Regions from separate parts of the Mus musculus genome. Here regions 2, 3, 4, 5, 6 and 7 are each linked to region 1. A link is a loop called in an ENCODE intact Hi-C map of the cell type or tissue named here. Cell type or tissue: heart. All regions are shown on one strand. Each heading gives the region's core, and the rest is flanking DNA. Links, peaks and the distances in the headings are about the cores only. Region 1 holds the start of Atp11c (ATPase, class VI, type 11C). Region 2 overlaps Atp11c (ATPase, class VI, type 11C). Region 3 overlaps Atp11c (ATPase, class VI, type 11C). Region 4 overlaps Atp11c (ATPase, class VI, type 11C). Region 5 overlaps F9 (coagulation factor IX). Region 6 overlaps Atp11c (ATPase, class VI, type 11C). Region 7 overlaps F9 (coagulation factor IX).

Region 1 (4,306 bases), core at 201-4,200:
AGCAATGATTTAATTAGAAATGACTCCACAAAGTTACCAAATTGTCAAGTCCTTAAGTCTATCCTAAGACGGAATGGGGAAGCATTCTGCATTCTCCCCCTTAACTACAGGGAAAAAAATAAAAATTTTAGGATGATGGCTTTCTTTAATATCCGTGGCAGAAATAAAATCCTATTCCCTGACACCTCTTCTGGAAATTAGGGGAGTTGCTACAAACATCCTTTAAGTAAACTGCTCTACTTTACTCAGTTCTTAACATACCCTCTGAGTAAACAGGTTAATCCAAAAAGTCAATAGCAGCCAGAAATCGCTCCCTCCCAATCCCGTGCCACACTCCCCACAGAAATACAATTCCCTTTTCTGGGGGGCTTTAGAGGCGTGGAGAAGGTGGTCGGAGGAGTTCAGCTGCCGGGTGGATTCCAAGCCTGGAGCAGAGGGTGCTGCTCTGCGAGGCTTGAGCCCCAGGGTCTGTAAAGCTGGAACAGGCTCCCGCCGTCGCTGCTGGCCCCAGCCCATCGTGCCCACAGCCCTCGCTCTTTCTGTCACCCTCAAGGTGAGCTTGGAGGCTGAGTCCTCAAAGTTTGCCCAGTCTCTGGTCATCGGCCATGGCCCGGGCGAGGCTGAGCCCTGGTTTAGCCTCCGCTTCTCTCAGCCCCCTAGCTCTTCTTTTGGGCCACAGTGACAGGTCTAGGTTTACCTCCACGTGCTCGTGGCAGAGGAAACAAAAGAAAGCTTCCTCCCCGATAATTCAACGCCATCTTCCACTAATTGGGAAACTGAGCCCCCCGCCCCGGGGAGCCCCCCGCCCCGAGTTCCGCGCGTCTGTCACTCCGAGGCGATTCCCCAGGCTGGAGGCAGAGTTCCTCAGAGCCTCGGGGAACCTCAGCTGAAATGTCCCGGGGCAGGGGTGGGACGCCCGAGAGCCCCACCTGCCTCCCCACCCAGGCCACCCGGGGCGCCGGGTTTCCGCTAAAACGCAGAGGCGGGGGAGGGGGCTGGCGCGTCCCGCTCGTCCCCTCGCCCAGAGACTGCGAAGGAGCGGCGGGGGGCCAGCGAGCGGGCCACCGGGGTACGCGTGGAGCCGCGGCCAGTGTACTCACCAAACGGTTGAGGGTCCGGCGGAACATCGCGTCCGAGGCTGCGGGGTGCCAGGCTGGGCTCCGCTGGGCTGTCTGGGAAGGCGCCGTCCACAAAACACACTGCGGCGTGGGCCCGCGGCGCAAAGCGGACAGCTAGCTCGCCTGCCCTGTCGCCAGCCCGCTGCCGCCTGCCCTCCTGCCGCCTGCCCTCCTCGCCTCTGCGCGCCCCCGCCCCCGGCCGCCCAACCGCCCGCCCGCCCGCGCGCTCGCCGCCCCGCCCCGCCCCGCCCTCCCCGCGACCCGCCCCCAGCCCCGGCCCGCCCGCCTCGGGGGCGGCGGCCCCGTCGCTCCCCTTATCTGGCCCCAGCACCGCCCCGCGCTCCCGCCGCAGCCCGCCTCGCAGCGAGCCCGGCGCGCGGGGGAGGGATGGCGGACCGGCCGCTGCTCAGCCTGGCTCCCCGTCAGCGCCCGCCTCGGCACCCCGCGCCTCACGCTCGTCCTGCCGCTAAGCCCCCGGCCGAGTCCCCACTCGCCCGCTTCAGCGGTCGCCCGTCTCGGGCGTCCCCGCGCCTCGCCTGGCAGGACTCCCAGGGGTCTGTGAGGAGCCACGGTCTCCCTCACCCCGGCCCTAACTCGTCCGTTGGCGCCGCTTCGCTCGCAGTCCTTCCTCGGCCCCGCGCTTTCGCCCGCCCAGCACTTCTGGCTGAGGAGAGCCTCGGTGCGGCCCGCCTCGAGGCTTCCAGGCGTGCCCGCTTCCTGCCCGGGAGTGGCCGCTCTCTGAGGGACGACTCGGGACGAGCCGGGGACTAAGGGGACCCTGGCGCGGGCGGGCGGGCGCGGCGCGGGCGGCTGGAGTAGTTACAAAAGCCGCCCCCTCCAGGCGTCCCTCTTGGGTCCCACCTAAGCCGTCTTCACCTCGCAGTTGGGGTTGGGGCTTTGGGGCTTTGCGTTCCCTGTCGTCTGACTACCCCACCTAAGCCCGCTTACTTCCACTTTCTCTAGGAGGTTGTAAAGTCGGGCTTTGTGTCGTTGGTGCTGCGCAGCGGGGCGGGATTTCCCTGCCACCCTCTCCTTGATCGCCCGCCCTTTTCCACGCTCCTGGGGCACCCTGGGAGTTGTAGTCCAAGGGTTCGCTTGGACTGATATTGTGGGCTGGGAGCTCCCCCATATGCACGGCTCCAGTCAGTTCACAGGGTTGCAGAGGGAAGCTGCCCGAGGTTCTCCCTACCAGCTGCGTGCAGAAATCAGAAACACTGGGTAGATTCTTAGCTGTGGGAAATGTGATGAGGATAAATTACATAAAGCCCCGAATGCTGAAAGACTTTCCCAGAACTCAACATTTACGCCACAAGAAATCTTGCACGCCCTCAACTTGCTAACTTAACATTTGCATTTACAAAAGTTTAAAACTTAAAAATGAAAGCTTGGTCAAGTATTCCCTTGAACCTGGACAGTTCTCTCTGCTCCCACCCTTTTTTTCCACTACCTTCTGAGACCCGGCCCTAGGCTGTGAGCTGAGAACTTTCAAATTCTTCTATAAACATGTTGAAGAAGTAGGTAAAGGGAGCTCTTCTCTACGGAGAGGCGAGTTCTCTCAACAACCTGGAAAGGTTGGGCTCAGCTATTCCCTCGACCTAATGTGAACTCCTGAAGGGCTTTTATTGTGAGGCGGCTAGGGCACTACCACATTTTACCCCTTGAAGGATAGTTTGATTTCAGCATTTACTTGGGTGTTTTTTTTTTATTTGTGTGTTTGTTTGTTTCCTAGAAACTGGAAACAGCAATGTGTTAAAAGACCTCCCTAGTAGGCCGAAGTGAAGTTACAAACTACAAACACATAAAACCTACACATTTGAATGTAATGATTTCTAATGTCAAAGGAAACAGGGGAGAGGATAATGTCTTTACAAAGGATCCGGGGAAACTCCTGAAAACCATGCAATTTTCACTGGGCGAGACCTATAAACAGAGCTGCAGGAGATTAACCCAGGCCTAGGAATGTGGGAAGGCTTTGGAGGAGCCCAGGGAACAAAGTCCTGGGTAGAGAAGGAGAGGTCAGTTGAAAAGTACAGGGCAACCTACGAAAAAGAACACAGCCACTCTGTCAAGGCAGGAACCAGGACACATGTGGGCGGGGCATTACAAATGAAAGCTAAACCCCTAAGCAGCCATAGAAACAAGCTATGAAGTTTGACCTTGTTTCTGTGGTCAAGGAGGAGCCCAAGCACAATAAAGTGCAAATGCAAGAGATTGAAATTAGTTCCTGAAAGGTCCTAACTGCCTAGAGGGAAAGTCCAGCATTTCTACTTTCCCTACTATGACTCTCCGTTGCCTTACACTTAGGTGTGCCTAACGATTTGTAAGAAATCCTACATTTGTAGTAATTGGATATTAGGACACTTAATCGTACAACACAGATCTAAACTTGTGCTCTCTACTCCAAGGAATTGCTTTTAAGTAAAGTTGGTTTTTTTCCTGACTTTTATTGAACACAGAAACTATCTTAATTTCATTTATTAATTATTTGTTGAATAACTTTTATGTGAGGAACACTATTCTTAATACTGGAATGGGGAACTGAAGGAAGTTATTGCCACTCAGTAATGTGCCCAGCAAAAATGAAGATATTCTGAAGAGACACTCAGATCTCTCAGTCTGACTATATATCACATTGTTGAAACAATAGATCCCAATGGAATGGGAATTTACAAGGGAATCCCACACTTAGTGAAGGAAAAGCTTCCTGCCAGAGAGGGGAACTTGTCCGGAGAAGAGATTTGACACGTTTCTAACAATTTCTCAGACCATCTTACAATATGAGACGAAAGTCCAGACAATGGTGGCACTGGGTCAGTGTTAGGTGGGAGCACACTTTGCCGAGACTGTTTTTCTGCGCATGTCCTTTGGGGAGAGGTAGGGGAGGAGCTGCCGCTCGGTTTCTTTGCCCTTTATCAATGTGACCACTGTTTTACACTTTCGACTTGGCTCTTTTGATTGACTCCTTGAGGATGGATGGCCAGATCTGCCTTGAATCATAGATTGTAACCCCCAAGTTTGATAGCAATCCAGGAAGGAATATAGAATCTTTATCAACAATATGTAAACTTTTTGATAAAATAAGTAGTGGAAAACTATTTCAGACAGTTTGGGATGGAAGTTTTTAACTAGTAAATAATTTTTCCATATCTAGTTTTGTTAAGCAGATGGAAGAAAATATACTTATAGAT
Region 2 (4,306 bases), core at 164-4,163, 150 kb before region 1:
TATCTCTTCACAAATCCAGCCCTACAAAGGATAATAGATGGAAAACTCCAACACATGGAGGGAAACTACACCCTAGAAAAAGTAAGAACATAATCTTCCAACAAACCCAAAAGAAGATAGCCACACAATCATAAAAGTAACATCAAAAATAACAGGAAGCAACAATCACTTTTCCTTAATATCTCATAGTATCAATGGACTCAATTTCCCAATAAAAAGACATAGACTGACAGACTGAATATGTAAACAGGAGCGAGCATTTTGCTACATACAGGAAACGCACCACAGTGTTAAAGACAGACATTACCTTAGAGTAAAGGGATGGAAAACAATTTTCCAAACAAATGGTCCCAAGAAACAAGCTGGAGTAGCCATTGTAATATTGAATAAAAATCACCTTTCAACCAAAAGTTGTGGAAAAGGATAAGGAAGGACACTTGATACTCATCAAAGGAAAAATCTACCACAAACTCTCAATTCTGAATATCTATGCTCCAAATGTAAGGGTAACCACATTCAAAAAAGAAACTTTACTAAAGCTCAAAGCACATATTGCACTGCACACAACAGTAGTGGGAGACTTTAACACCCCACTCTTATCAATGGATAGGTCATGGAAATACAAACTAAACAGACACATTGAAAATAATAAAGGTTATGGACCAATTGGGTTTAACAGATATCTACAGAACATTGCACCCTAAAACAAAAGAATACACCTTCTTCTCAGCACTTCTTGGTACCTTCTCCAAATCTGACCATACAATTGTCACAAAACAACTCTCAACAGATACCAGAAGATTGAAATAATCCCATGCATCCTATCAGATCACCATGACCTAAGGCAACAGTAACAGCAAAAACAACAGAAAGCCCACATACACATGGAAGCTAAACAACTCCCTACTCAATGATAACTTGGTCAAGGAAGAAATAAAGAAATTAAAGACTTTAGAATTTAATGAAGGCAAAACACACCCAAACTTAGGGACACAATGAAAGCAGTGCTAAGAGGAAAACTCACAGCTCTGGATGCCTCCAAAAAGAAACTGGAGAGAGCATTCACTAGCAGCTTAACAGTACACCTGAAAGCTCTAGGACAAAAAGAAGCAAATACACCCAAGAGGAGTAGATGGCAGGAAATAATCAAACTCAGGGATGAAATCAACCAACTGGAAACAAAAAGAACTATACAAAGAATCAACCAAACCAGAAGCTGGTTCTTTGAGAAAATCAACAAGATAGATAGACCCTTATCGAGACTCATCAGAGGTCACAGAGACAATATTCAAATTAACAAAATCAGAAATCAAAAGGGAGTCATAACAACAGAAACCAAGGAAATTCAAAAAATCATCATATCCTACTACAAAAGCCTATACTCAACAAAACTGGAAAATTTGTATGAAATGGACAGTTTTCTAGACAGATACCCAGTACCAAAGTTAAATCAGGATCAGATAAACCATATAAACAGTCCCAAAGCCACTAAAAAAATAGAAGCAGTCATTAAAAGTCTTGCCCCCCCCCCTCAAAAAAAAGCCCAGGACCAGATGGGTTTAGTGCAGAATTCTATCACATCTGCATAGAAGACCTAATACCAACACTCTTTAAACTATTCCACAAAATAGAAACAGAAGGAACACTACCCAACTCATTCTATGAAGCCACAGTTATGCTGTGTATTCTCCCTTGAAGATGGGACAGTTTCTGTCTAATCAGGAACTAGTCACAATTTCCTCTCATAGAGGACTTCATAAGAGATTTTCTATTTCTATTTCTATCATGTTTAATATTCCAAATAAAATTAAAAAACTGGTTGAGTGCATATTACTTTTAGCTTCAGAAGATTCCATGTATCTTTAAGAGATATTTAACTATTATGAATTATTTTGCTGACTTAAAAAAATAGCTTTGTAGCACAATTTAAAGCCGGGGATAGTGATATATCCAGCAGGTCTTTTATTATTCAGGATTATTTTAGGGAGTTGGGGTGTTTTTTTTTTTTTTGATTCCGTATGATGCTAAAGATTATCATTCCAAGATCTATGAAGATTTTGATGACAACTGCATGGAATCTGTAGATTGCTTCTGGTAGGTTAGCTCTTTTTACTATGTTAACCGTTCCCTAACCTTTTGCATGGGAGATTTCTCCATCTTCTATCTTCTTCAATTTCTTTCTTCAATAACTTGAAGGATGTTTGTTTTTGAGGGTCAAGACTTGGTTTCTCTGTATATCCCTGGCTATCCTAGAACTAGCTCTGTAGACCAGGTTGGCTGGAAATGTAGAGAGATCCACCTGCCTTTGCCTCCTGAGTACTGGGATTAAAGGTGTACCTCCACCGCCAGGCTGAAGTTATAAGTCTAATCTTGCTCCATTAGAGTTACTCCAAAAATTGTTATCTGAGGCTAAGGTACTGTTTCCCTGATTTCTTCCTCAGCCTATTTGTCATTTGTATACAGGAGGGCTACTGATTTTCTTGAGTTAATCTTTTCAGATACTTTACTGAAGGTGTTTCTAAGTTGTAGGAGTTGCCTGGTAGAATTTTGGGGGTCATTTATATACATACATACACACACACACACACATATATGTATATATCTGTGAATGACCATCCTTTGCCTTTTTCCTTTCCAATTTGCATCCTGTTGATCTCTATCAATTGTATATTGCTTCTGCTAAAGCTTCAAATACTATATTGAATAGATATGGAAAGAATGGACAACCTTTTCCTGTTCCCAATTTTAGTGGAATTGCTTTGAGTTTCTCTCCATTAAATCTGATGTTGGTTATAGGCTTGCTGTAAAGGAATGTTCCTTGTATCCCTAAATTCTTGAGGACTTTTTTATCATGAACGGTGTTGGATTTTGTCAAAGGCTTTTTCAGCATCTAATAAGATGATCATGTAGTTTTTTTCTTTCAGTTTGATTATATGGTGGATTACACTGACAGGTTTTTGTATGTTGAACCATCCTGCATTCTGGGATGATCATGGTCTTAAGGATGGATGGGATAGCAGAATCAAGACAAAGTAGCATTCATTTTAAACATATATGGTAAAGCCAGGCAAAATACTGCATAGCTATAACTTTAGTGCTCAGGAGGCAGAGGCAGAACAATGGCAAGTTCGAAGCCATTCTGGTCTACACAGGGAACCCCTGTTTCAAACACAAGTATACATTTAAAACAGCAAAACCAGCACACGAACAAAACAACATAAAATCCATGTATGGTAAGACAGTGTCAGAGTGAGGGATTACCTTAAAAGACAGAATAATGATCAGACAACAGAGAGTAAAATTTCTAAGAGATAAGTTGGAAAGTAGAATATTCTAAGGTACCCTGGTTGGATTATATGAGTAAGATTGAAAGCAGAAACAAACACAGACTTGTAATTAAAGTACTCCAGTAATGGGGAAACGTTTTGAAAATGGTTTGGGAGTTTCCTTCCCATCATCCAGATGGGCAATTTACAATGCCTTTAACTCCAGCTCCAGGGTCATATGGTGCCTTTGAGCACCTCCAATCACATGCACATACCCACACACATATATTACTGACTATATATCTTAAAAAAGAAGGGGGGATATATTTTTAATGCTAAGCCAAAGAGCGTTACAAGATTAGAATTTCTTTCTGGACAAAAGACAGCTGTATAAAAGAAATAGGGCTGAGTCAGTAATATAGATGATAACAGACACAGAAGATGTCATCTACAGAAATAATCTCTAATGTCCTGTGTTGTGAATGAGGTCATAACAGTTTCTAACCATTGGTTAACACTTGGTAAGTTAAAGCTTGCTTTGTTCTTTTAACAGAGCATTCATTCCATCAGGTGGTACACGCTTGAATTACAGGCCAAAGTGCATCTGGAGGCAAATCAAGCTTTTTGGGAAAAGTCAGGTTACCAAACAAATTTACATGACAAATCTTCATGGGGCCCTCCTATTAGGGAAAGGTCAAAAGAAATAATCAGTGATGCCAAGCCCAACAGAACCTAACTCTGGAGGAGATTCCTAGATTGAACCTACTGTGGACATAAGGTTCTCATACTTCCTAGCTGTAGAACCAAGACCAGTTATAGCATTTTCCTGAGGTCTGTGTTTTTAAAGTATAGAATAGAGTTTATTTAGGGTATGGGGAAAGGAGTTGAGGAGAGAATAGAGAAAGGCAGAGAGGGGCAGGCGAGAGTAGAGGGAAGTCAGGAATGTGGAGAGAGGGGGGAGGGAAGCGGGGAGAGAAGGGACAGACTAAGGGTAGAGTGAGGTCTATTTTTTATATATTTAAAAACAGATACTACAACTC
Region 3 (4,306 bases), core at 106-4,105, 60 kb before region 1:
AGTGACCGAGGCTGAGCTAGGCTTGCTTATAGAGCTAGCTGTGCAACGCTTGTTGATCTTCACTGAACTTCACTTACTGAGAGAGGCACAGCCTACAACTTCTGACATTCCTCCCTATTCTTGCCTGCTGACTGGAGCTGAGGCTGAGGCCTGACTCTGTCTGCTAGGTAGTGCCACTGCTGCTAATTCATGTTTACTATCCCAACTCTATGGAACTGGACGGCTGCTGTATCTGTGAAGTATCTGTAAGTAGATCAAGCTGCTGCTACTAACCTATAAATTGAACTGCCAATTTCCAGACAACACAGATGGGAGTTGCTGCAAAGAACCTTTCTAAACAGGTTCACTTCCCCCATATCCTTTCTTTCCCACTACCTCTTTTGGGTAGTGGGCTAAATGGAAGGTTAAAGTGTTTAAGAACCATCATTAAAAATAAGACTTTGAAAAATTAAAGTTATATAGGACTTAAACAATCACATAAATACATTTGCAGCACACAGCTAAATAAACACAGAGGAAGAAAGGAAAGATTGCTAAAACCAGCAACTTAATGAAAAGCCCAGGTAACAAATGGGAACTATAAATATGCAAAATACATATAGTAGCTTTCCCTAAGGTAAACACAACCAGTGATTCTCTCAGCACACAACTGGAATCTGCAGCACCTAAATACATGGTATGAGCAGATAAAAATTCTAGATATATTGATGGAAGGACAGATTGATGCAAGTTTTATAGCCAAATATGGCTTACTTGTTTGACTAAACAAATCTCACTATCATTTGGAGTCAATCTGTGACCAATTGAGGTCTATTGAAGAGAAAAAAATTTGATCAAGGCTGTGTTATGAGAGTTGTATGTGCATGTGTAGCCCAGAAGTCCATGATGGCTGTCTTTTTCAGTTGCTTTTTCATCTTTTTTTTTTTTTGAGACATAGTCTCTCACTGAATCTGAAACTCATCAGGATTATTAAAAGAATATCACTGTTCCAGACTCTTAACATGGGTGATGTAGATGCAACTTCAAGCCCTCATGCTTGCATGACAAGCATTTTACCAATTGACCCATCTCTTCCCAGCTCTGTCTCGTCTTTTAATGGATATATACCTTAATATTCAATATTCAAATATCAGCAGTACTCTGACATTTATGATAATGACCTTCTTTAAGAGGGCGTGGTAATTATCATGTTTCAGAGAAGACATATTGACAAAATAAAGGAACATGCAGGCTAAGGATATGGGTTCTTGAATCAAATGTCTGGGTCCAAGTACTGAGTTTCTCACTTACTAGCTATTTGAACTGCAGCTAGTTCATTGACCCCATAATATCTCAGCTTCCTCACAATCTAGATGGAAATGGTGAGTCTAGAGAGATGGCTCAGTGGTGAAGACCACTTGCTGCTCTTGCAGAGGACTTGAGTTTGGTTCCCAGCACCCACATTGCAGCTCACAACCACCTTCAATCTCAGTTTCAGGATATACAATGCCCTGTTCTGATCTCCACAAGCATTGCATACACACGGTACACTAACGTACATACAGACAAATATACATATAAAATTTAAATAAAAATGGTGACGACTTACAATGAGCAGTGTCTTTTCATATAGTAAACACTAAGAAAATGATTATTGTCATACAGCATAATAAAAATATTATTTACCAATGACCAGTTGCTCATGATACAAATTTAAAAAATTAATCTCCATGTAAACTGTAATCCTAATACAAAGAAATGAAACACATCTTCAGGGTTACTATGCTTTAAACTCATTTGGTACAAATGAATTCAATGTGAATATTTTTCTAAGAAAAGAGATACAAAGAGTCTTGTGAAATGGAAGAGAAAATAGTAAGGCTGTAAAATCAAAATGAGCAAACATTTTGTTATTCTATACTAATCAGATGACAAGTTATTAATTCTGTGTATTTATGTATGTGTGCAGGAGAGCATGTACATATGTGTACATATCTGTGGAAACCAGAGGTCAATCTCAGATGTCATTCCCAGGACACCATCCATCCGGGTTTTAGAAACAGGATCTCTCACTGGGAACATGGGTTTGCTGATTAGGCAAGGCTGGCTGGCAAGTTCCAGGAATTCTTACCTGTCTCTGAGCCAAAACTGGAATTACTAGCACATGTCATCCAACTCAGCTTTTTATATTGGTGAAGACGGAACTTAGGCCCTTCCTCACGCTTGCTAGACAAGCACTTTACTTACTGAGCTATGTGTCCAATGCTTATCATGAGCATATAAACGAAGGCAGAATGATATATTTTGATTTCACTGGACAGCCATGAAACATTCAAAATGCTATCAAAAGGAGAAGGTTCCTCAAACATTATAATAAATGATTCTCCTCATGGTTGTGTGCAGTTATAAACTGGAGGGCCCTTGGTAGGCAATAGACTACTAGAAACAGAACTAAACAGCAAGTATAATCAAATGAACACACTCTGGAATACAACAAAGCTCTGCAATGCTTGCCATTAGGGGAAAGCTGAGTGTTGAGAATAAGGGGGAAGTATCTACACAGGCAGGCAATAGGAAGAAACCTCCCATCCTGTTTTGGAAACACCCTAACTAACAGGAAGAAGGCAGTCAGAGTAGTGAATTGCTCTGTAGAGGGGCACAGGTTTAGAACTGGAAATAATTGACTTGAGACATTTCACTTTCCCCTATGATTTTTTCCAAATCAAATCAAATAATATGTGCACATAGCCTTGTATTTGTGAAAACCTATAAATCAAAGGTATGCTCCTTCCTATTGAAACCCAAGTTTAAAGAACACGGAATATGTAAGGCAAAATGATAAGTAAGCACCACTCTCTTGCTGAATTAGAAGGTTATTTCACCAGAAAAAAAAAAAAAAACAACTTTGAATCACTGTTGCGTTCTTTTGAATCTCAGTTTTCCTCTCCATAAAATGTAGGAGCCAACCAAGAGGGTCCCCAAGGGTATCAATTAGTCAGATGGACAAAAAAAGTTCGAATCCTGGAGAATGAATATTTATGTTCGATGAATATAAGCAGTTATTATGTACTTAAAGGGAAGTCAAGCTTTTAGGATAAAAGATTGAGGTTATGAACAATGCTAGGTCTTGGTAGACACATTTGTTTGCCTCTCCTCAGTTTCTTCCCGATGCTTACACTTACCTCATCTACTGTGTCCTCACTGTTGATGATAACCCTCAATCCCAAGTGAGGCTCAAATGTCTCTTTTGGGAACACATGCCTTTAGTCAGCCAGGTCAAAACTAAGCCTCACCTGGTATTTCAGCATTGAGCCCTGCTGGAGTGCCTCTTATATAAGGAGCAATGGCTCTTGTGTTGGATTTTAATACCCAGAGCAACAAAACTAAATAAAAAATTCCTCCAGAATTTGTTATAAAAATTTAGAGAAATTATAAGTGTTCCAACTTTTCCATTAATGTATGTATTAATAGTAAATGTTTAAAGCAATCTAGTTTTTAAGATCAAGGTTAAGACAGGGATATTTCAGAGAAAAGTATGAATATATCAAAGTAGGAGCAGAACAGTGGGAGGAATCTGAGCATAGTTCACATATTTAAGTAAAAAGAAAACGAAAGAGCAATGTGTCCCATACATGCATCGGAATCATTACTACAACCTAAACCTTAAAAAGAATCTTTGCAATCAGATGTCCCAGGGTGGGATGGTACCCAAGAGGGACTCCCCTTCTCAGAAGGGGGAGAGCAATGGGGGGAAGGATATTTAAGGGTGGGACTGGGAAAAGAGAACCGGGGCTGTGATTGGGATGTAAAGTGAATAAAAAATAGATTATTGGAAAAAACCGAGCATGCTTAGCTGGGTTATAGTGTCTCATGCCTTTAATCCCAGCACTCAAGAGGCAGAGGCAGGTGAAGCTCTGTGAGTTCAAAGCCAACCTGATCTACAGCTCAAGTTCCAGGACAGTTAAGGATATACAGAGAAACCCTGTCTCAAGCAAGCAAACAAACAAACAAACAAAACCTAAGTTTACTAAATATGATTTCTATCTCTGTGGTATCTGAATAGATTTGCTTTAGGAATAATTAAGTTTATGAAACTACCATAACAAGAAGAAAAACAATAGACTACTTTAAAAATTATTCAGACTTATAGGTCTCTCTCTCATATTAAACCACATTATGAATTTGGTAGGTTAACTGTGATCCTCTAAAATAAACTTTGCATGACTTATTTATATTTACATTTATGATAAAATAGGATGTCTTGCTTAACCTTAAGAAATACTTCCAGGTGGATGGTGGTGGTGGTGTACAGACTAGCAAGTCTACA
Region 4 (4,306 bases), core at 224-4,223, 170 kb before region 1:
GAAACCCCTGTATTAAGTGACTTCTGCAAGCTCACTTTCAAAGATAGATCTTTTAAACTTCAAATATGAAATTGAATATTTATCATTTACTTAGATTTTTCATTAATATGCTTTTTAAATTTTTATGAGACAAAAATATTACAAAAGGTTATTTTTATCTCCAGCCCATTAAAACTGTATTTATTCTTTGGTAATTTTATACATGAATATAATATATTTAGAACATATCCATCCTCTAATTACTCCTACTCTGCATAATTTATTTTATACTTTTTTAAAAAAAGATTTATTTATTCTATTATGTGTAAGTATATTGTTGCTGACTCCAGACACCCCAGAAGAGGGCATCAGATTGCATTACAGATGGTTGTGAGCCACCATGTGGTTGCTGGGATTTGAACTCAGGACTTTTGGGAGTGCACTCAGTGCTCTTAACCACTGAGCCATCTCTCCAGCCCCTATTTTATACTTTCTAAAAGATTTATTTTATGTGTAGGGTTTTGCCTGCATGTGCATGCATGGCAGCTATGCATTCAGAAGGTGTCATCAGATCCCCTAGAACTATAGTTACAGATGACTGTGAGCGACCATGTGGACCTAGGTCTCTGCAAGAACATATGGTCTTAAGAGCTAAGCCATCTTTCCATTCCTGTGTGCATTATTTATAATTCACACATCATAACAGATCTTAGCACTGCTAGAGGCTGCCATATTAGTCTTTCTACAGGAGATTTTAAGAAGTTAGTCCAATCTTATTATGCTATCAAAAGCCATATAATTGAGTGTATTATGTTTTATATTTGTTTACTGAAGGTTTCAGAATGAACATTCTTTATAATGTAGCTAGAAAATTAGCTTCAATGTGGGGCCATATTTGATTCATTCCTGAATTATCACCACCTACCGTAGTAGTTAATGCATCATGGATCCTCAGGTAATATAAAATTAATTGAAAGGAACTCAAAATGAAGTGCTTTTATAATTACTAAATATAAATGGGTTAGCTTCTTTTTTAAATACCTAAGAGGCACGTTCACTACCTACTGTTAAAAAGTCTCCTCTTCAAAATAGCTGCTGAGCTCTACTTTTTGATAGCACTGACAGGCTACTTGTTACAGGCAGCTTTAGAGTATGTAGGGAATATCTAATATGCTTACTGATGTCAGGACCATCTCCTACTCTAGATAGGGAAACACATTTCATCCCATTACGGAATCTTCTAGGCTCTGATGATGATCCAGTATAAAGTAATCTTCGGTTTTACTTTAAAGTCAGTCTATTCCCATATTAACAAGGAATACTAAACAAAATAGTAAATCACTCACCATGTCAGACTATTGGGCATCAAACACAAAGACTTACATATCTTAAGGAAAATAAGACACGCATCCTCCTTTATTTAAAAGTTGGCTTCTGCCAGGTGTGGTGGTGCACGCCTTTAAGCCCAGCACTTGGGAGGCAGAGGCAGGCGGATTTCTGAGTTCGAGGCCAGCCTGGTCTACAGAGTGAGTTCTAGGACAGCCAGAGCTACACAGAGAAACACTGTCTTGAGAAAACAACAACAACAAAAAGTTGGCTTCTGCTTGTTTATCAATGACCTAATAGGACATGATGGAAACTGATGTGACATATGGTCGCCATGTTTCTGTTGGTCTGTATGCATTCATATATAGCACCCCCTACACACACATACACAGATAGTGCAGTTTAGTGTCCACAACTGTTCTGACTCATTTGTAACTCTCAAAATCCTACAGAGTCTGAAAAACAATTTGGCCTTTCAGACACTGGATATATAGAGAGATGTTCATCAGCAGGTGGTTCAACAAACGTTTACTGGTTCAAAAAGCAGAGGAGTAATGAATGAATGATTGAATGGATGGAAATGGTTATGGAAAATTTCCTGCTTGCTCTAGCATATTATCATGCCAAGCTATATCACAGACCTTAGAATTTCTCCTGTCATGGATAGAAACCATGACAAATTTCTTGCTGACCAACTGGCAATATTCTATGCTTTCAAGTGAAACCTGTTATCGCCTGTCTATGTGAAGAAAAAATGCTCTGAGTCTATGGATCTATAGCTTCCTATCAGCATCCCCTCAGTGTATACATCACTGGACATTCCACCTGTTGTCTCATTTTTACAGAGGACCTAAGATTATGACGATACACATTAAGATTTTGACTTCTGAGATTTCTTGCCTTCTTAGCATGGCCCTTGACTAAGCCATTTTGCAAACTTGAGCTCGATCCATTATCATAAAGAGAAACATTTAGAAGCACCCCAAGCATACTTTTCAGATAAAAAAAAATAGAAGAGTAATGCAAGAAATCCTCCTTTGTAAATTCTGTATTGAAAAATAAATATTTCTTTCCTTTCATTCGTCCCTCTTGGAGGGTCTCTGTGTATAGGCAAGGATGATCTTGAACTAGGGTCCTTTGGTTGGCTATTACTGGCATGGGCCACTATATCCACCTTAGGTAATGCTGAGGGTGGGATCCAGGGCTTTCTGCAGACTAGGAAAGGACTCCACCAACTCAACTATATTCCCAGTCTCTGAATAATTTTATTCTTTTCTTTTGTCTTACTTAAACATTTTTATTGGGCTATATGAAAATTGGCATTTGAGCCAGTCTGGAAGAAAACTGATCCATCAATACTACTTCCCATTCTAAAATTAAAACCAAGGTTGGATGGAGTTAGAGGCCACTGAAAGGATTAAAGAGTAAACTAATGAGCCTTATCTATACTAAAATTATGTTCAATTCTTTCCCATAAACTATATAGAAACAGGTAGCTCGGAGCAATTCTTTTCACCTAGCTATATACTGATTTTTTTTTTCTCATTACTAAGGATTAAAGGTATCATGAATGTTTTTAAAGTGCTACCACTAAAGCTGTATTTTTAGTTCTTTAAAACTTGGTTGAAGACTTCTAGTATAATAATTTCATATCTTTGTTTCTATATAATGTCACCCAACTGGGTTCTGTAATTCAATATTCAGAAAGATCTCCATGATATACTACTTTTGTGGTTCAATGGGTTGATAAATTTAATTAAACACATCAGACAGTCAGGACTTACTTGACTATTTCTCTAAAATACTGCCTTAGAGGTGTTATAAGATTTAGTGGCTATCAGTATGACAGAAGTAGGACTTTATTTTAACAAGAGGAATGACTGTTGGCAGCAATATGATTTACTTAATTCATCTGCTGGTAAAAATTTGCCAGTGGTTTCATTTTTCAGGCAATTCTAACCCTTTCACTTTAAAAGCTTTAAAAGAAATGTTCAAAAGGTATCAGATGTGACAGAGGGAGATAACTTCTCTTCACAGTAATTTAGTAGTTAAAAATAAAAACACACTTATAAGCTATCATCAATGTTTACAAGTGTGTCCCGAAGAGTAAGGATGTTAAAGGTACATCCAAGCAGTTCTCTTTGGTTCAACTATCCTGCTATGAGACAGGGCTAGAAGCAGCACAGAGATTAAGCAGCACTATAATCACAGGAAGGGGACAGCTTTGGAAGAGGCAAATCAGGATATCAACTGACAAAACATCTGCAAACAGTCCACAGGGAAATTTCTAAGGTCAAAGTTGAAATGTTGGTGTGGAAATTCCTAGTGTGAAAAATCTGAGATAAATACAAAATAAAGTCTTTTTTTTCCTTTAAAAATTCCATATGGAGCATATGAGATACTCCATATGGATTGCTAAAGATGACACAGAACACTATTAAGGAATCTACTTACCACCTGCATTGGATAACGAAGTTTTTACTATACTTTTTATGCAGAAGAGGAAATTAAGTGATGAACCTGCAAGGAGGGGTTTAACATGCTGTAACTAATGTAATTCTCTATATAAGATTTTCAGTTCACGGTAGACAGTGAAGCCTCTTCCAAATATTAGGCTACAACATAAATTTAGTCCTTACCCTGGCACTTCTTCTTCGAACATTCTTTACAACTATTAGGAGAATCTCAGGGAAAAGGCTGATAAATATTAAAAGGATTATAGCCAACCATGTGGATACAGAACAGAGCATTTGAGCAAACACAAAATACATTCTCTGTTGTTTCAGAAAAGGCCTGGAATGGAAAGAAAACACAGAATGTAAAATCAAATCAGTTCCTGGCAGGTAAAACAGAAATTTAACTCAAACTGTCTTTTGCATTTAAAAGGAATCTTCCTCACACATGTTAAAATAATTTTCTCCAGAATATCCCAAATAGAAGTAAACACGGGTCAAAGGGATGTTTCATGTCTCTAACAGGACAGAGATGGGTGGCATGCAAT
Region 5 (4,306 bases), core at 123-4,122, 380 kb before region 1:
AATATTTAAATAGCTATGATCCTGAGATGGCCAAGCAAACTTTCCAAAACCACGCATTTGTAATATTTTAATTGCAGATATATCTTAGTCCTTGTTTCTTGGCAAAGGCGTTTGCTAGAAAAAAATTCTAACATCAATTAAGGATTGGCAAAGAGTGCTCTTCAGGCTTAAAAGGACACAGTCATCTACTGGAAAGCAGTAGCATCTCCAAGCAACAAACCTTTGGCAGAGTCACATAGAATACATTACCGTCTATGTGCCCAAGGGCTATGGATACCATTCAGGTTGACCTAACTAACACACTAAGCTGGGAGCTGTTCAGTATTGCCATAACAGTACCCAAAAAAGAAATGAATATTCTACTGCAACATGTTAATTTTACTTCCAGAGACAGGTGTGTTGGATTATAGGATTGTGAACCATGTAGTATTAGAATCATGTTACCCAAATTCACTTGATAAAAATTATTTGGCATCAGGATGAGGCACCTCATCTTTTGACCAGTACACTTGTACAGTGCTGTATATTGAGAAGGAGAAGGATACCACATCAAATATTAAGTATTTTGTACTTATATTCTGTAATGGAAGTCTAATGAGACAATAGAACATGTGCTGAAGACATGAAACCTTAGATTATTGTAGTCACATCTTTTGCCACTTTTGACTCCACTACCCATGATACTTTGTAACAACTACCTCTTCCCACACACTTGCCCAGTGACTACTGCCATCTCCCTATCCACGTTACTCCGGAAAATTCCCTCTCATCACTCCAACACAAATGCCATTGCTGCTCTCCCTTCCTCCAGGGTTGGCACAGGCAGAGGAAAGATTGAGGTCAAGTACCCACACTCGTATCATTTGGTGGAATGTGCATAATCACATAGCATCTCTGAACCAAGAGAATTGTTCCTTCTGAGCATGCAGAAAGTGAAGACTCCGGGTCCCATACATGCTTCCAAAGAAGTGCATTTGTTTTAGAAACACATTTCTGCCTTGGTGGCTGTGGTATTCCACCAAGGAAAGAGTGATGAACCCTCCCCTGTTAGGAATGGTGCAAGGTATATAGAGAGGTGTGTCTGAAGCTAGTAGTGTGGTATCAAGACTATGTGTGCTGAGCTGCAGACTACAGCCCCTGGGCACATGTGAATGAAGGCTTGCAGTCAGCCAACAAACATCCCCATGCAGGAAGGAGTATAGCATTTAAATTAGTTTAGAATGATGGGACTTGAAAGCTGCCCTAGAAAAAAGGGGAATATTTTCTCTTTCAGTATCGTCAATACCACTTATATCCTGGTTTTAGAACAACGGGCCTCATGTATTATTATTTCCCATTGAACCTATAAATTATGTTTTCATCCAGAGTGAACATTTTTAAAACATAAAGATTACCCAGCCATGAGAATTTGGATTCACTAGCCATGCAACACTTCTCAAACATAATTGTGAGAACTATAAAAATATTTAGGAGTTTCATTTTTTTTCTTCCCACAAAATATTCTCATCAAGTCTCTACGAACCTGCAAATCTGTTTTTATAAGAAACTCAGACCATTCTACCACAGTTGTTTCTCAGACAATCTCTAAGAAATTCTGAATGTTCAGGAGCATAAATACTGGAGCCAGGCAGACTGTCTGTGTGTGTGTGTGTGTGTGTGTGTATCCATATGCCACAACACACATGTGGAGGTTAGAGGCCAAATTGCAAGAATCAGTTCTCTCTTGCTTCTATATGAGTCCCAGGGATTAAACTAACGTCATCAGGCTTGGTAGTAAGTACTTTAACTCTCTCTGCCATCTCAGTAGCATGAGTGGGTATGTCTCTTTAAACCTTAATTTTCAAAAAAAACAAAAAACAAAAAACTTAATTTGCTCATCTGTGGAAGGATAAAGTAAGATTCTATGCATGTTTTGTGTTTTGAGTTCCAAATGTGTATAAGTAATACAATTATTAGCACCAAATCATCTAGGTTGTTCATTATATAATTAGGTTTTTCTGTATTTTTGCCACTTTTGAAATATAAACCAATCGCTATAAAGAGCGAGAGAGATTAAGTGTGGGAAAGAAGGCAAGAGACCTGTAACAATTTGGTGAGTCCCTTAGGATTCTATTTACAAAGCTAGTGTTTCAGTGTCCAGAACACAGTAGCTGATCAGTCAGTTGAATTCAGGCCCAGAGCAACCTTCAAAAGGACCATTTGTGCCCCACACTCAAAGGGACCAACAGCCCTCTTTGTCTTGCTTAGGAACAGGTTGTTTATAACTTAGGCAAAAGGGCATCGGCTCAGCGGCTGGCGGGCTACTGCTCAGTTTACTGAATGCTGAGTGTGCCCTCTAGTGTCCACAATTTTCAGCTTTTTTTTTCTGGTTTTTTTTTTTCTTACTTTTGTTTATTAGATAGTTCCTTCATTTCCATTTTAAATGCTATCCCAAAAGTCCCCTATACTCTCTCCCCTCTCTGCTACCCTACCCACCCATTCCCACTTCTTGGCCCTGGCATTCCCCTGTACTGGGGCATATAAAGTTTGCAATACCAAGGGGCCTCTCTTCCCAATGATGGCCGACTAGTCCATCTTCTGCTACATATGCAGCTAGACACATGAGCTCTGGGGGTACTGGTTAGTTCATATTGTTGTTCCACCTATAGGGTTGCAGACCCCTTCAGCTCTTGGATACTTTCTCTAGCTTCTCCATTGGGGACCCTGTATTCCATCCAATAGATGACTGTGAGCATCCACTTCTGTATTTGCCAGGCACTGGCAAAGCCTCACAGGAGACAGCTATATCAGGGTCCCTTCAGCAAAATCTTTGTGGCATATGCAATAGTGTCTGCGTTTGGTGGCTGATTATGGGATGGGTGGGGCAGTCTCTGGATGGTCCATCCTTTCATCTTAGCTCCAATCAAGAAGGAAAACCAATGTGTGGATACTTCATTTCTCCTTAGAATATGGAATAAAATATCTATGGAAGGAGTTGCAGACACAATTTTCAGCTTTATCTCTGAAAATCTATTCACAAGATCTTCATTTATATCAAATCTGGAATTCTCTTAGGTTGATTTAGTAAAAATGTTGATGATCCTCTTTGATTATGATGTAAATATAGACAAGAAAGAATAAATTATCCTCTTAACTATACCGTCCATGTTTAATGTCACACTTTAAACACTCCTGTCCACACTGTGTAAAAATCAAGTGCAGCAAAGCAGCCTTTTTAGAGCAAGAATAGCTTACACTTCCAGCCAGAGGTTAGGGGAGATGGAAGGAATGTGTGGATCCTACTGATGATCAGCTCATAGGTGACTAATAAACACAGGTCCTGTGGAGTCCTTAGGTCTTAGAATATATTTCATAATATTCTAATTTTGATAGTGCTTGAAACAGCTCCTGAAAAACAAACTGGTCATTTCTCTCTTTCAAGTGACAAGTAGCAAAGAGATGTCGTCATACAGGGCCAGAGACTTCATAGTAATTATTCATCCTTGGTAGTTAGTCAGTATTTCCTCTCATATACACTGTAGCTCCCTCAATAACTTGTGTCAGCAGACTCTGTAGATAGCATGGGAAAGGAACTCAAGGGCCCCACATCACACACCAGAAAACAGCACTCCTCAGATTCACCTCACCTGGAGAACCATCCCCACCATACCACCTCTCATTCTGCATTCACTTCAAGATCATTACAGAAACAACAGTCCAGTTTGTGCTCTAGGAATACTGATTCATCTGCAGATCTGACACTGTCCAGAGATACTTTATTTCTGCCCAGCACCTAGAAGTCAACTTTTCCACACCCCTGCAAGTGTAATATAGATCCATTTTTCTCTGGATCAAATATCATATGCCGTGATCTTCTTAACTTTATTTCCACAGGTCATTTTAAATGGTGAAATTGAGGCATTCTGTGGAGGTGCCATCATTAATGAAAAATGGATTGTAACTGCTGCCCACTGTCTTAAACCTGGTGATAAAATTGAGGTTGTTGCTGGTAAGTAAACAAAATAGATAATCCTTAGCAACATTAGTGCATGATGGACATATCACATGTACAAATGTCCAACGGTGTTGTTACTGAGTAAACTGGGCAAATGGGAGAGGGGCCATAATTCCAAACCATAACTTATTTCACCTTCCAAGCCCCATAATTCTTTTTTGTGAACCCATAAAGCACTCTCAGCATAGTAAAATGATTTATTGATTACCAAATTCCCCACCCACTATATTAGATCATTGAGATTTAGTTGCTAATGATCAGTGAAGCCAACCAGACTGGGGACCATGGGAAATGCATTTATGTGAAGGACTA
Region 6 (4,306 bases), core at 240-4,239, 67 kb before region 1:
ACATAAATTAGCCTTTCCCATGTTTATTTGACTATATGACTTTCTCCCTAAAGAAGACTCCAGTGCCATCACGCTAATATATGATTTGGTACCATTTCAGTTTTTACTACACCAAACATTTAGATTATAGCTATACTGGACTCTATTGGCAGGAAAATCACACACCACTCACAATTTGCCATTCTGGCAAAGCATCCAAAAGTACGAAGTGAGATAAATGGTAAAATTGTGATATTTCTAACTTTACATGCCAAAAGTAGATAAGTAAAATATTTGGCCAAAAATGTAGAAGTTTTTGCTTCTGAAGTTGAATTCTGAGAGACAAGGCAGCAGGAGATCTTGGTCCTAATTCCCTTCTGCTAGCAACTGCTCACTCTGTGTACACTTTGGGAACACCCTGGCACTGGGGCTTTTGTCACCCAGAGCTTGACTAACATAGAGCTTGACTAGAAGATCTTCTCTAAGGGGATGACCAACATTTGCAGACATATCTAACATTGAAAACTTGCATTGCAGCTTCAGCTGTTGTACAATTTGGCTACCTGAATTTAGTCAAGACTTCTAAAATAAAATGAGTAATTCAAGGGCAAGAAAGAGAATAAGTGTTTGAAAATAAAAAAAAAAGTACAAAAGCACATGAAATGTTTTGGAATAAAAAATTATTTGTAGGCTTCTAAGCAAAAAGAAGACAGAAATATATGAAACATTTTAAAAGGCACAGACCAGAAAAGACTCATATGCTAATGTCTTCTCAAAATGTGTAAGCACAAAGTGACTACATTAAGCTCCTCCAAGATATTCATCTTGTACACTAAAAGATTCATTGGTTCGTTTAGGCTTTACAGACATCAATGTAAATCACTACAGTCAAATTTTACTTAATGTTAGTTTAACCAGTACATGTGAAATAGAAAAGAATGCCCCCTCAAATCTGCCTTACTGTAGAGCAATGGTTTAGTCCACTTAGAGAACAACTTCCATGTTCTCACACCCAAAAGTATAAGCAATTTTAAGTGAAAAGATGCTAATTGACATAGGGCAATTTTAAAAAATAGTAAGCCATTTCAAATTATGAATTTTAATTATACACAGGATTATTATAAAATATTTAAAAATATTGTATCTAGAGACAAACCTACTTGGAAGATTGTTTTGAATTAGAGGATGAAATGATTCCTAATGATAAACTGATATACTCATAGACCAGAGCCTAGTGTAATCAATCATCATCAGAGCAGATACAGAGAGTCACCTAAACATTAGGCAGAGCTCAGGGAATCCTGTGCTGCTGCTGCTGCTGCTGCTGCTGCTGCTGCTGCTGCTGGAGGAGGAGGAGGAGGAGGAAGAGAAAGAGGAGGAAGAAGGAGGATTACAGGACCCAGAGGGGTAGAGGACACAGTGAAAACATAGCCCACAGAATCAATTAAGCAGGGCTCATAGGGGCTCTCAGAGACAGGGGTGACAATCAGGAAGCCTGGAAGGGTCTGATCTAGGTCCTCTACATATATGTTATGGTTATGAAGCTTGGTGTTCTTGTGAGACTTCTAACAGTTTGAGCACTGTGTCTGACCCTTTTGCCTGCTTTTGGGATCCTGTTCCCCCAACTGGGTTGCCTTGTCCAGCCTTGACATAAGGATATATACCTAGTCTTATTGTAACTTGCTATGCCATATCACAAGAGGAAGCCTATACTGGACACTGCATGGAGGGTCAGGAACCAGAAGCTGGACAGCCCAGAGACCTATGACAGAACCAAACACAACTGGCAAATAAAATACAATATATTTAAAAAAAAAAGAGTCAATGAAATGATTCCTAATGATACTCTGCTATACTTATAGACCAGAACTTAGAAAATAGATTTTTTTCCTTACAACATATTCTAATTATAGTTTCTCCTTCCCTGACCACTTCCCCACCCCAGGTTCTTCTCTATCTTCCCTTCCATTTAGACCCCTTCCTGTCTCCTTAGACAACAAACAGGTATCTTAAGAGATTATAATAAAATAAAATATATGGTAAGACAAAACAGAAAATTCAGAATAGGATAAACAAACAACAACAACAACAAAAAAAAAACAGAAGGAAAACAGCCAAAGTAAAAGCACAAGAAGCACATATGGATGGAGAGACACACTAGACTATGTGTGCTGTACTATGTATACATTGGGCCAGTAACGTTAAAAATAACAAGAGAGCTCTGATATGACATTATGAGACAAAGAACCTCCAAAGATGCCTTTGAGGCCATTTTTCTGCTGGCCATGGACTGCTGTGAATGCAGCCTACCTTTAAGAGTAGTTTGTTTCCTCAGTGAGACTCTATTGTAGAAGCTCTAAGACCTAGTGTGCTGAATTCTTCAGTCACAAACAGCAAGACTTCATTCAACTGACTCTAGGGTGAGGGGCTCCTTTTAATTGCCACGTCCTCCTGATTTTCTCTTTGTGCCCTACATCAGGTTTTGATTCTGCTTTGCTTTGCTCTGCAGCATTCCTTCCTCTTTGATATAACAGGATCACTTCTGAAATTCGGATCTCAGAAGCTATTGTCAAACAAGATAGCTAAGATAATTTACTGCTAGTCCCAAGACATAAAGGTGAGGGAAGTTTTAATTTATGTAATTTTCTCTAGATAGGAAAAACGTCAGGAAACATGGAGAAAACAGCAACAAAAGATATATATCCTAACCTCATACTACTAAATAAATATAAAGTTTGTCTTGAAAGAGTTAATTTTGAGCTGATGACAATCTGAACCCACATGATAGGAGAAAACAAACCCCCGAAAATTGTCATATGACCTCCATATGCACACAAAATGTTTACACACACAAATGTAACAAAAATAGTTAATTTTGTATTGTGTGAATTCCAACACACACAAACACACACATCCCCAGCTAACAAGATAAATTTACAGATACTGTTTTTCTTTTTTTATTAGATATTTTATTTACATTTCAAATGCTATCCCCTTTCCTTGTTTTCCCTCTGAAAATCCCCTATCCCCTCCCCACTCCCCCTGCTCCCCAACCCACCCAAGTCCATTCCTGTTCCTGACATTCCCCTACACTGCAGCATAGAGCCTTCACAGGACCAAGGGCTTCTCCTCCCATTGATGTCTGACAAGGCCACCCTCTGCTACATATGCAGCTGGAGCCATGGGTCCCTCCATGTGTACTCTGTGATTGGTGGTTTAGTCCCTGGGAGGTCTGGAGGTACTGGTTGGTTCATATCGTTGTTCTTCATAAGGGATTGCAAACCCCCTCAGCTCCTTCAGTCCCTTCTCCAACTCCTTCATCAGGGACCCTGTGCTCAGTCCAATGGTTGGCTGAGAACATCCACCTCTATATTTGCCAGGCTCTGGCAGAGCCTCTCAAGAGACAGCTATATCAGGCTCCTGTCAGGAAGCACTTCATTAACCCGTATTAATTGATCTCATACTATATACAAAATACTGGAAACAGTGACTGATTTTACAGTGTCTGTCTTCAAGTAGCTTATTACGGGAGAGAATGAACATTAACTGAATGCTTGCCAAAAAAAAAAAAAAAAAAAAAGGAACAGTTAGGTAAATGTTAACAGTAAAAGCTGACCCAGCCAATAACAGACAATAGTCACATAATGAAACCTAGTCCTATTAGTCCTACTTTAGTAATGGTTTCATGCCAATCTGAAAACATTTAAATTATTCTGCAAGGTGTGACACATAGTCTAGTTCTCTCCTGTCTAATCTCATATCTTACCCTATACCTCTATCTCACCTTTTTTATTTCTTACAACCCATTTCAGGCAAGTCCTAGGCTTCTTCCTGCCCCAGAACTTCTGTTCCACTACTTCTCTTAGCACAGAAAATTCCTATCACTTCTTTACCTACCTGTAACCATTCTTCAGATCTGTTTGTTTGTTTGTTTGTTTGTTTTGTTTTGTTTTGTTTCGAGACAGGGTTTCTCTGTGTAGCCCTGGCTTGTCCTGGAACTCACTTTGTAGACCAGGCTGGCCTCGAACTATCAGACATCACTTTCTTTTTTTCACTTTCCTTATTTTTCCCAGGCTAGCGTTGGACTTACGAGGAAGCAAAGAATGGCACTGGATTCCTGCTAATTCTTCTGATTCCACTTTGAGTGGTGGGATTACAGGTATGTGCCACTATACTTAGCTTTACTCTCAAAGGACAACTCATGGCAAAAGAATAATAACATGTTCTATAAAATTTGTGTGCTGGGCGGGGGCAGGGGTTGTTAACCCAGGGCTTCTCTGTGTAGCTCTGGCTGTCCTGAAACTCATTCTGTATACCAGGCTGACCT
Region 7 (4,306 bases), core at 193-4,192, 390 kb before region 1:
GCGGCAGCAGCTGGACTGCTCCTATTGAGAAAGGGGATGAAAGTCCCTGTAATATTGTTCAATACCAAGGGGAAGTGCATTGATCATCTTTCTTTGAGATCTGAAAGATCTCAGAATAAAAAGGAAAGTTGAAAGGACAAAGGAATTGAAAAAGAAAGAATGAACAGAAGTGGGTGAGCTAACATACTCAGACTGGACTTGCATTTGTTTAGGATTCCTGGTGTGGCAATAAACCACTGCTTGAGTTCCCACTCCTTGGGGGTGGGGGTGTTAATTGGTTCAACATCCCTAAAGTGCCATTCTTTCTGAAAGATTATAATTTCAAATTCCATATAAGTGAAACTCAGTCCTCATATTCCAGATACATACAGAAGTTCTTCGAGTAGTTACTCTAAAACCATTGGAGTAAAGGGGATGAATAACAGTCTTTGCTGTAAGTGAAGGTTACAGTGTAGTAGGTGGTAATTACAAACATAAAGGTAGCTCAGTGGTTAAGGAGCACTGACTGCTCTTCCAGAGGACCTGGGTTCAACTCCTAGAACCAACATGGTGGCTCACAACTCTCTGTTCCAGGAGATCCAAAGCTCTCTTTTGGCATCCACAGGCACCAAACATACACATGGTGCACGAATTTACATGCAAGTAAAACATACTCCTATATGTAAAAATATAATAAAATATATTTTAATTTATAAACTTTTAAAAACATAAGTCTCTAATTCATTTTTTACACTCCATATTCCATTCCCCATCTCTCCCCATCCACACTCTGACTGCTCCACATTCCTCACCTCCTCCCTACCCCACCCCATCTCCACATGGATGCCCCCATCCCCCACCTCACCTGACCTCTAAACTCCCTGGGGTCTCCAGTCTCTTGAGGATTAGGTGCATCATCTCTGAATGAACACAGACCCAGCAGTCCTCTGCTGTATGTGTGTTGGGGGCCTCATATCAGCTGGTGTATGCTGTCTGTTTGGTGGTCCAGCATTTGAAAGATCTCGGGGTCCAGATTAATTGAGACTGCTGGTCCTTCTACAGAATCACCCTTCTCCTCAGCTTCTTTCAGTCTTCCCTAATTCAACAACAGGGGTCATCTGCTTTTGTCCATTGCTTGGGTGCAGATAACTGCATCTGACTCTTTCAGCTGCTTGTTGGATCTTTTCGGGGGCAGACATGCTAGGACCCTTTTTGTGAGCACTTCATAGCCTCAGTACTAGTGTCAGGCCTTGGGACCTCCCCTTGAGCTGGATCCCACTTTGGGCCTGTTGCTGGACCTTCTTCAGGTTCCTCACCATTTCAATCCCTGTAATTCTTTCAGACAGAAACAATTATGGGTCAGAGTTTTGACTGTGGGATGGCAACTCCATCCCTCACTTGATGTCCTATATTCCTGCTGGAGGTGGGCTCTATAAATTCCCTCTCCCTACTGCCAAGCATTTCATCAAAGGTCTCTCCCTATGAGTCCTGGGAGTCTTTCACCTCCCAGGTCTCTGGTGCATTCTGGGGGGTCCACCTAACCTCCTATTTCCTGAAGATGCCTGTTTCCATTCTTTCTGCTGGCCCTCAGGACTTCAGTTCTTTTACCTCACCCAATGCCAGATCAGGTTCTCCTCTAACCCCCCACTGCCCCCCTACCCGGTCCACTTTCCCTCCCAGGTTCCTCCCTCCCTTCCCACTTTCTTTTCTCTCCCAAGGGGGACTGAGGTGTCCTCACTTGGTCACTTCAGCTTGTTGAGCCTTTTGAATTCTGTGAACTGTATCTTGTGTATTCTGTATCTTTTTTTTCCTTTTGGCTAATATCCACTTATTAGTGAGTACATACCATGTAGCCACAAATAGTATAAAATATCTTGGGGTAACTCTAACCAAACAAGTGAAAGACCTGTATGACAATAACTTCAAGTCTCTCAAGAAAGAAATCGAAGAAGATCTCAGAAAATAGAGAGATCTCCCATGCTCATGGGTTGGCAGAATTAACATACTAAAAATGGCCATCCTACCAAAGGCAATCTATAGATTTAATGCAATCCCCATCAAAATCCCAACACAATTCTTCAAAAACATAGAAAGAGCAATTCTCAAATTCATCTGGAAAGTCAAAAAAACCCAGAATAGCCAAAACAACTCTTAACATTAAAAGAACAGCTGGAGGAATCACCATCCCTAACCTGACTCAAGCTTTACTACAGAGCAATAGTTTTATTTCATATTTCAGGATATTTTGTATAAATGGTTATCTGTGTGCCATGTGCATGCAATGCCCATAGAGGCCAGAAGATGGCATAGGATCCTCTGCAACTGAAGTAAAAGGTGGCTGTGAGCCTCCATGTGGCCTTTGGAAACTGAACTTGGTTCATCTGAAAAAGTAGCAAATGCTACCAATGAGTCAGTTCTCCAGCCCTCTATCTTATTTTAAAAGATAGCTTAAAAGGAGGAAAAGAATACAGTTGAGGAATGTGGACATAAGTTTGGAGTTCTATAACAGGATGCACTGTGGTTGGGGAGGTTATGGTCCACAAAGAAAACTTGCTAAGTCAGCAACTGGCAATAACTCAATGCCAATTGAACTCCTTGGTTCCCACATTTCTGTTTGGTCAGGGCTCTAGCTATACTGCAGCCACCACCATGCTTAGCCTCTAGGGTATTTTGATCAGATCCAACCAATTTGAGAAAGGGTTTTTTCAAAAAATCTTTTCAGCTCAGCTGATTCAGAAACAAAATGGGAATTCTGTCAGAATACCCTTTATCTCTGATACTACAGGAGAGCAACAACAAAGCATAGACAAACTCCCATTTAAGCTTCTTGCCTCCAGCTGAACTAAACACAAATCTGAAAAGTCACAAGGCATCACAGGTATGTGGGCCCATGCCTTACCTTGTCTTGAGAAAGGAAAGATTTCCACTATTGTGACCCTTTGCTCTTTTTCCCCTGTCCATCAGGAAGGCTCTTAGTTGGGGGAGTAAGGAGCAAATATTTGGGGCATGCTTTCTAGTTAGAAAACAATTAACTGGCTACTGGGTCCCTTTGGCTAAAATAAATATCTTTGAATTTCCTCTGCTGCAGAAGAGATGCAAATGTCCATCAGGCAGATTAAGGTCTGCAAGAATCTAGTCAGCCTTTCCTCCCGAAGAATGCAGAAAAACAAAGTGGAAAGTAAAAATTACAAACAAAAGAATAGTTTCTGGGGGTCTTTTGTTGTTTGCTTGCTTGCTTTTTCAATTTTTCAGCACACCACAGCCCCAACTGTCTCATTTATTATGTATTTTGGGGTTGGGAAAAATGTTGAGGTTAGCCGAATAAGATGTTTTCTGGCAAACCTGTTCAACAAAATTGTGTTAAGGTTCCGGTGAGCAACCCTCTGCTATCAGGAAGAGAAAGAAAACACATGCTTTAAATGGTTCCTCAGTGGATATTCTAGGTCCCAAGGCCACCCTTGGGACTAAGAAAAACCCAACCTCAACCTAGCGTGTGGCATCTAAGTGCTGGAAAATTGACTGAGTTCAGTTCTGTTTCTCAGGTCCTGCTCTATTGACCTCTCCCCTGGAATTTCTTGTGCTATGATTTTATTTCTAGAATCCTGAACCTTTTGACTGCAGGCAAAAGCCTGCTGATGTTACAGCAATACATCCATCCCATCACACGCATCAAACAAGCCAAAGATCAAGAGTAGCAGCAACATGCTGGGCCAGAAAGGGCAATAGCAAACAGGAAAAAGGTTGAGAGGTCTGGTTACTTAACCAAGGACACAGAAGCAGAATAGAAAAATCACACCAAGTTTACTCATTCCCTAGAACACAACTAGCCTGTTCTCCCCACCCACCTCTGTTAACTTATCACAACCTCATATTGAGGGAACATTTTCTACAGGTAGTATTTGATTTGGCTGAACACTTTAGTATTGCTTTGTAGCAACAATGTGATAGCCAGGAACAAAAAAAAGTAACCAGAGATGTTATTACCACTTGAGGAAAAGACCTCAAAGCTAAGGAAATACAAAAGACCATATGCCATCTTTTTTGTCATAAATTTAGTGGATTAATGGTAGCAAAAATGAAATCTAAGGTCAGTTCCTTTATTCCCTTCCCCTGATAATAGTTTATTTTATTTTCCTCCCCTGATTTACTGGACTATGCAATTAAAATAAGTAAACATACAGAAAAGATTTTGTATATGAAGGCAATAGAAGTAGCAATTATATTTGTACCAAAATAAACAGAATATAAATTTTGGAACAGTGTAAAAATTGAATGCTTAGTAATAAAACATATACAAGTACTCTACTCATACTCTGGCTTCTTTGGA

Evidence for each region. A loop is a pair of places that touch in the nucleus more often than their neighbours do. Peaks named below come from ENCODE experiments on the same cell type or tissue, not always from the same donor. Only the 100,000 strongest peaks of a DNase experiment are listed, where the experiment ranks them.
Region 2: a loop joins it to region 1, with 3 times the contacts of the local background. A loop is called at or near these places in 7 of 42 quality-filtered maps.
Region 3: it touches region 1 in a loop (2.2-fold over the local background); 4 of 42 quality-filtered maps call a loop at or near these places.
Region 4: it touches region 1 in a loop (3-fold over the local background); 7 of 42 quality-filtered maps call a loop at or near these places.
Region 5: it touches region 1 in a loop (5-fold over the local background); 18 of 42 quality-filtered maps call a loop at or near these places.
Region 6: a loop joins it to region 1, with 2.6 times the contacts of the local background. A loop is called at or near these places in 4 of 42 quality-filtered maps.
Region 7: it touches region 1 in a loop (13-fold over the local background); 19 of 42 quality-filtered maps call a loop at or near these places.

What each region holds. Positions count from the first base shown.
Region 1 is chrX:60,402,705-60,407,010 of GRCm38, forward strand. It overlaps Atp11c (ATPase, class VI, type 11C), which reads right to left and starts at 1,301. Exons shown (of 30, transcript NM_001037863.2): 1 at 1,101-1,301. The coding sequence starts at 1,127. In heart, for the core only: a CTCF peak has its summit at 2,254; DNase peaks (open chromatin) are centred at 1,557 and 2,167; H3K4me3 peaks cover 2,417 bases; H3K27ac peaks cover 1,903 bases; H3K27me3 peaks cover 1,061 bases.
Region 2 is chrX:60,250,384-60,254,689 of GRCm38, forward strand. The region is part of intron 22 of Atp11c (ATPase, class VI, type 11C); the gene reads right to left. Among named protein-coding and RNA genes, the nearest start is that of Gm22287, 5.0 kb to the right of the region's middle. In heart, for the core only: no CTCF peak of the experiment used is centred there; no DNase peak of the experiment used is centred there.
Region 3 is chrX:60,343,095-60,347,400 of GRCm38, forward strand. The region is part of intron 1 of Atp11c (ATPase, class VI, type 11C); the gene reads right to left. Among named protein-coding and RNA genes, the nearest start is that of Mir505, 49 kb to the right of the region's middle. In heart, for the core only: no CTCF peak of the experiment used is centred there; no DNase peak of the experiment used is centred there.
Region 4 is chrX:60,232,613-60,236,918 of GRCm38, forward strand. Atp11c (ATPase, class VI, type 11C) reads right to left here. Exons shown (of 30, transcript NM_001037863.2): 28 at 3,945-4,098. Among named protein-coding and RNA genes, the nearest start is that of Gm22287, 23 kb to the right of the region's middle. In heart, for the core only: no CTCF peak of the experiment used is centred there; no DNase peak of the experiment used is centred there.
Region 5 is chrX:60,024,562-60,028,867 of GRCm38, forward strand. It overlaps F9 (coagulation factor IX), which reads left to right. Exons shown (of 8, transcript NM_007979.2): 7 at 3,874-3,988. Among named protein-coding and RNA genes, the nearest start is that of F9, 27 kb to the left of the region's middle. In heart, for the core only: a CTCF peak has its summit at 2,330 (motif pointing left); no DNase peak of the experiment used is centred there.
Region 6 is chrX:60,335,587-60,339,892 of GRCm38, forward strand. The region is part of intron 1 of Atp11c (ATPase, class VI, type 11C); the gene reads right to left. Among named protein-coding and RNA genes, the nearest start is that of Mir505, 57 kb to the right of the region's middle. In heart, for the core only: no CTCF peak of the experiment used is centred there; no DNase peak of the experiment used is centred there.
Region 7 is chrX:60,010,987-60,015,292 of GRCm38, forward strand. The region is part of intron 4 of F9 (coagulation factor IX); the gene reads left to right. Among named protein-coding and RNA genes, the nearest start is that of F9, 14 kb to the left of the region's middle. In heart, for the core only: a CTCF peak has its summit at 2,271 (motif pointing right); no DNase peak of the experiment used is centred there.